Regions from separate parts of the Homo sapiens genome. Here region 2 is linked to region 1. The links are chromatin contacts, found by Hi-C or POLR2A ChIA-PET in ENCODE. All regions are on one chromosome and are shown on one strand. The core of a region is the stretch at or near the end of the contact, and the rest is flanking DNA. Distances in the headings are between cores, read along the strand shown.

Evidence for each region. Hi-C counts contacts between places; a loop is a spot of excess contacts on that map. ChIA-PET counts read pairs that join two places held with the same protein, here RNA polymerase II (POLR2A).
Region 2: a map of PC-3 shows a loop between it and region 1 (3-fold over the local background). The contact joins two enhancer-like sites. A Hi-C loop is called at or near these places in 3 of 168 maps with a recorded cell type or tissue (A673, PC-3 and posterior cingulate gyrus). POLR2A ChIA-PET finds 5 or more read pairs at or near these places in 1 of 52 experiments (A673).

The regions. Positions count from the first base shown.
Region 1 is chr5:17,126,968-17,130,124 of GRCh38, reverse strand. It overlaps BASP1-AS1 (BASP1 antisense RNA 1), which reads left to right. Exons shown (of 3, transcript NR_027253.1): 3 at 1-97. Among named protein-coding and RNA genes, the nearest start is that of MIR10522, 27 kb to the left of the region's middle. Within about 2 kb of position 1,690, at least 5 of the 41 ENCODE cell types and tissues checked have a DNase peak (open chromatin) inside an H3K27ac peak, as active enhancers do; they include PC-3, where a contact is called at or near this core.
Region 2 is chr5:16,956,485-16,959,553 of GRCh38, reverse strand. No RefSeq gene overlaps it. Among named protein-coding and RNA genes, the nearest start is that of MYO10, 22 kb to the right of the region's middle. Within about 2 kb of position 1,638, at least 3 of the 41 ENCODE cell types and tissues checked have a DNase peak (open chromatin) inside an H3K27ac peak, as active enhancers do; they include PC-3, where a contact is called at or near this core.

The sequences.
Region 1 (3,157 bases), core at 441-2,940:
GCAGGAAGAGCCCTTGAGCCCAGGAGCTGGAGGCTGCAGTGAACTATGATCAAACCACTGTAGTCCAGCCTGAGTGACAGAGTGAGACCCTGCCTCTAAAAAAATAAAAATAAAAGGCACAATTGCTTAAAATACAAAATCTGTGCTCTGTGCAAAAGACACCAAACTGGAAAACTGGAGCTCCAGCTTTGACCCCCTAGTCAGCCATCACGTGGCTCTGTGAACTGAACTCCTTACCAAATACCATTTCCTTGCTATGCGAACTAAAGCAAATATATAAAATTATGTTGGATATAGAATTTCTAAAGCTCATCTCAATACCAGCTTCAACCCGAGACTCAGTTTGTGCTACGCACAGCCCAATAATTATTGTGTCTTCCTGGAAAAACGGAGCCCTTAAGCCAAATTCTCTTCCCATGTGATTAAAGAAAAAACTGTGCTAAAGACTAAACTGAGAACCTCAGCTAGAATCTACAGGATGTGATTTTTTTTTTTTAAGCCTAAGTGTATGAGTAGCATAAATCTCCAAGGTCTTCCCCGGAGGGACAGAGTTTAAAAGATGTACCCAGAAAGAACGGAGTTTTGCTGTTTGACATTTCCAAGGAAACGTTCAAGTGCCCCAGTCAAGTTCAGTCCCGTTTAAGGGAGAAAATTCGAAGTTTGTTTTTCAGCTCAGCCTGACTAGCAAGGATTTGATGAGTGTGTTTGTTTTGTGTCTTCCTGTGTGCAGTGTTGGCCTTCTAAGAGCCAGTAGGCTCTATCACGAAATAAAAACCAGCAGCCATCGATGTGCCTGCTGCCGGAATGCTGCACGTTCTCTAAGCCCCATCTTTACTCAGCAAATCAGATCATTGTGGGTCAGAGCCATGACAGCAGCCAACACTGAGGATTCTCAGGGGTCACAGGAGGGGTGACTCTTGGGTGGCTTTCTCTGCCAGACATAGTGCTTGCTGGACTTGCGTCATGACCACGCACTTCTTGGCAATGTCTAGGCTTTGCATGGTGAGAAGAGAAGGCAGTGGCTATATCAATCACTTTGTTGTTGTTGTTGTTGTTGTTGTTGTTGTTGTTGTTGTTGGAGACAGGGTCTCTCTCTGTCACCCAGGCTGGAGGGCAGTGGTGCAATCTCAACTCACTGCAGCCTCCAACTCCTGGGCTCAAGTGATCCTCCCACCTCAGCCTCCTGAGAAGCTGAGACTAAAGGCGTGCACCAGGATGCCCAACTAATTTTTAAATTTTTTTGTAGAGCAGGGTCTTGCTATGTTTCCCAGGCTGGTCTCAAACTCCTGGGCTCAAGTGATCCTCCTGCCTCAGCCTCCCAGAGTGCTGGGATTACAGGCATGAGCCACTGCACCCGGCCCACTTGTACTTAATAGTTGCCTGGTCAACTCTCTCAGGAGCTGTTGCCAGCGTTGGAACTGACCAGGAGAGAGGCAAAAACATAGTGGTGCACAGCAGAAGAGAAGGGGTTTCTGATGGGACAAGGCAACAAAATGAATGTGTCACTGGTCCAAGCAGCAAAGCACTCATTTGTCCCCTTCAAATTTCAGACCCTCAGTATTGAAATGTCCTCAGGGTGATCTGAGGAACCAGATGAGAGTCTGATGCTAGGACCTCAAATGTCCTAAAATGTATTTAGATAAAGTACTAATTATTTCTACTTCGTTTCACAACTTTGCAAGAGAAACAGCCATTTTTATTTTGAGAGGTTCTTAAATAGGCACAGGAAAGTAATATAATTTGCCAAAGATGACAGAAAGTCTACGAGAAGTTGAAGTCTTTTTACCTTTTCACGTATTTTCTTTAAAAAAAAAAAGTATCCGGTTTCTTTGCAATATGCTGCAGTTTATCCTATTTATGAGGTTTGTTTTCTTATTGGATCAAGAGTTTGCTGGGGATGGGGAAAAAGAGACTTAGGGAATTTTTAAAAACTCGCCTTAAACACTTAGGGTTATTAATTCTCACGAAGAAAAATATTTATTTAAAGAGCTGATTCATCGTATTATAACCTTGCGAATAAACATACCAAGGGGCTGAGTATAGGGAGGAAATATGGAGAATTAGTCATGAAAAGCATTCAAAGGAAGAGGCCGGGCAGGAGAATTAGCAATGAATAGGGCCAGAAGGAGAAGGGGCCGCCAGTCAGTAAGCACCTGGTATTGACAGACTTTATTTCATTTAGTCTCAACCACAGGTAAACACAGTATCTCCATTTTATAGATGTGGAGACTGAGGCATGGGGCAGTACGTACATTATTTTGAGTTCATACAGGTAATACCTGATAGATCAAGGTTGGGAACAAAGGTTGGTCTGAGGGAAGTCTCTTTTCTACTCCACATACTACGATGGAAAGAAAACTGGACTTGGCCTGGCACAGTGGCTCACGCCTATAATCCCAGCACTTTGGGAGGCCGAGGCAGGCAGATCACTTGAGGTCAAGAGTTCGAGACCAGCCTGGCCAGCATGTTGAGACCCCCGTCTCTACTAAAAATACAAAAATTAGCCAGGCGTGGCAGTGCACACCTGTAATCCCAGCTACTTGGGAGGTTGAGGCAAGAGAATCACTTGACCTCGGGAGACAGAGGTTGCAGTGAACCAAGATTGTGCCACTGCACTCCAGCCTGGGCAACAGAGTAAGACTTCATCTAAAAGAGAGAGAGAGACAGACAAAGAGAGAGAAGGAAGGAAGAGAGGGAGGGAGGGAGAAGAAAGAAAGAAAGAGAGAGAGAAAGAGAAAGAGAGAAAGGAGAGGAGAGGAGAGGAGAAAGACTAAATGTAGGGAAGGGGAAAGGGAGCTGGTCTAAGTTTTAGACCCAGCTGTACTACTGGTTGACTGTGTGGCCTTAGGAAAAATGCCGTGATTCATCTGGGCCTTGGATTTCTGAGAGATTGAGGTCTGTGAAAGATTGAGGTCCATAACTTGAGGCAAGGTCCAAGCCCATCACTTTTTTTGGAGAAATAACATTTATTCTGCCCACTGTTGTAATCTAAACCAACCTGAGAATTTGTCATCCCTCTACATCGGTGCCATTGTGAAGGGGAGCTCACTGGGCATTGGGTCAGGCATAAATTAATATGTAACAGGGAACAAGTGTGTTTGGAAAGAAATGGGCTTTATCGTGCTCATCTCAGCACTGTCCACTAATTTAATTGAAG
Region 2 (3,069 bases), core at 389-2,888, 170 kb after region 1:
GCTAGAGTTCAGTGGCGCAATCAGGGCTCACTGCAGCTTCAACCTCTCGGGCTCATATAATAGATATTTTGTAATAAGATCTCTGGCCATGTGTCTCCAGGTCTCCTTCCTGGTAGAGTCAGCCATGCACTAGGCAGGAATGTTCACTGCAGCACTACCCCCAGACAGCTAGCATTCATTTAAACACAAATGGCTTGGTGCAGTGGCTCATGTTTGCAATCCTAGCCCTTTGGGAGGCCAAGGCAGGAGGATCACTTGAGCCCAGGAGTTCGTGGCCAGCCTAGGCAACATAGGGAGACCTCATTTCTATACATAATTTAAAAATTAACTGGGCATGGTGGCATGTACCTGAGGTCTCAGCTACTCAGGAAGCTGAGGCAGGAGGATTGTCTGAGCCTGGGAGGTTCAGGCTGAAGTGAGCCATGATCATGCCACTGCACTTCAGCCTGCGTGACAGGCCAAGACTCTGTTTCAAAAAAAATACATGGCCGGGTGCGGTGGCTCACACCTGTAATCCCAGCACTTTGGGAGGCCGAGGCAGGTGGATCACGAGGTCAGGAGTTTGAGACCAGCCTGGCCAATATGGTAAAACCCTGTCTCTACTACAAATTAAAAAAAAAAAAAATTAGCCAGGCGTGGTGGTGCGCACCTGTAATCCCAGCTACTCCAGAGGCTGAGGCAGAAGAATCCCTTGAATCCGGGAGGCAGAGGTTGCAGTAAGCCGAGATTGCGCCATTGCACTCCAGCTTGGGTGACAGAGCAAGACTCTGTCTCAAATAAATAAATAAATAAATAAATAAATAAATACAAAAACAAAACACTCCAAAGCACAAAAATATATCCTATGAATGATGGCTAATTTTTTTTTTTGAGACAGGGTCTTACTCTGCTGCCCAGGCTGAGTGTAGTGGAGTGATCACGACTCACTGCAGCCTGGACCTCCCAGGCTCCAGTGATCCTCCTGCCTCAGCCTCCTGAGTAGCTAAGACTACAGATGCACACCATGACACTCAGCTAATTTTTTATTTTTTGTAAAGACAGAGTCTCACTATGTTGCCAGGCTGGTCTCAAACTCCTAGATGCAAGTGATCCAACGGCCTTGGTCTCCCAAAGTGCTGGGATTACAGGCGTGAGCCACCACGCCTGGCCTTGATGGCTAATTTTATATGTCACTTGGCTGGGCCACCAGATATTTGGTCAAACATTATTCTGGATGTGCCTATGAGGGTGTCTTTGGATGAGATTTGCATTTAAATTAGTGGACTTTGGCAAATCAGATTGCCTTCCATAATGGAAAAGGGCCTCATCCAATCAGTTGAAGGCCTTACTAGAACAAAAACTGACTTCCCTTTAAGAGGAAGGAATTCTGCCAGCATTTGAACTACAACTCTTCCCTGGTCTCCAGCCTGCTGGCCTACCCTGCAGATTTTGGACTAAGCAAGCCTCCGCAATTGTGTGAGCCAATTCCTTAAACCAAATCTCTTTCTATATATACACATCCTGTTGGTTCTGTATCTCTGGAAAACCCTGACTAATATACCACTAAACTTCCCCTTACTCAGGTCTCAAGAATCCTCCCGCCTACTCCAATGCCCCCAGAATGCAGGGGGGAGCGTAACACAGCTAACATTGGAAAGCTGAATCTTAAGGTGCATCTATTACAATGAAAACAGCTCATGAAACACTTTCAAAACCATAGGAACACATTGCTAAGGCCCCGCCTAGGCCCTCGAAGCAACTGTACCAGGGAGAGGGCCTCAGACTTAAGTCAGGAGAGCTCCTTGTTCAATTTCCACCCAGTGCCACTGTGTCTGGAGTTTCTTCCTTCTGGTGGGTTGGTGGTCTCGCTGACTTCAAGAGTGAAGCCGACCTCCTCAGCACGTGTTACAACTTTTAAAGGTGCTGTGGACCCAAAGAGTGAACAGCAGCAAGACTTACTGTGAGGAGTGAAAGACTAAAGCTTCCACAGTGTGGAAAAGGAACCTGAACCGCTTGCGGGTGCTGGCGCTGGTGGCCAACTTTTATTCCCTCATTTGGCCCCGCCCACATCCTCCTGATTGGTCCATTTTACAGAGTACTGATTGGGCCATTTTACAGAGCACTGACTGGTCCATTTTACAGAGTGCTGATTGGTGCATTTACAATCCTTTAGCTAGACACAGAGTGCTGATTGGTGCATTTACAATCCTTTAGCTGGACAGAAAAGTTCTCCAAGCCCCCACTAGACCCGGGAAGTCCAGCTGGCTTCACCTCTCACCACCTCCAAAGCTAGGGGTGCTCTTTGCCTCTCTGAGGTCCTCTAACACAGTCAGGTCACACACTGCAATCTGGATACCAAATCTCCCCTTCTTGACAACTCAAAGGCATCCCTCTGGCCATGCTTTTCTCCTCTCTACCAACTTTCGCCTTTCAACTAGTCCATTCCCATAAGCACCCAAGCATGGATGGGTTCTCCTTCTTTGAAATAATAAAATTGTATTTTATTTTATTTTTGAGACAGAGTCTCACTCTGTTGCCCAGACTGGAGTGCAGTGGCGTGATCTCAGCTCACTGCAACCTCCACCTCCCAGTTCTATTGATTCTCGTGCCTCAGCCTCCCAAGTAGCTGGGACTACAGGTGCGCATCAACACGCCCGGCTAATTTTTGTATTTTTTAGTAGAGATGGGGTTTCACCACGTTGGCCAGGCTTGTCTTGAACTCCTGACCTCAACTTATCCTCCTGCCTCAGCCTCCCAAAGTGCTGGGATTACAGGCGTGAGACCCTGCACCCAGCCTCTCCTTCTTAAAATAGAACCTTTCTTTTGTCTTTACTTTTCTCTCCAGGTATTTCCCCATTTCACTAGTTTCCTTTCTAACCAACTCCTAGCAAGTCTGCGCTTAATGCCCTTCAGTCCTCTTCTCCCGATGTCTCTTAAACCCATTCCAATAAGCTTCATAGAAAATAAAGGACCCAGAAATCCCAAGAGCTGTGAAGCCCCTGCACCCACCCTTGCTGGCTCAGTACCTTACTTTAATGAGAGAAGAATAAGCTTCTGCTATTTAAGCCCCGATGTTAGGGTTTTCTGTTT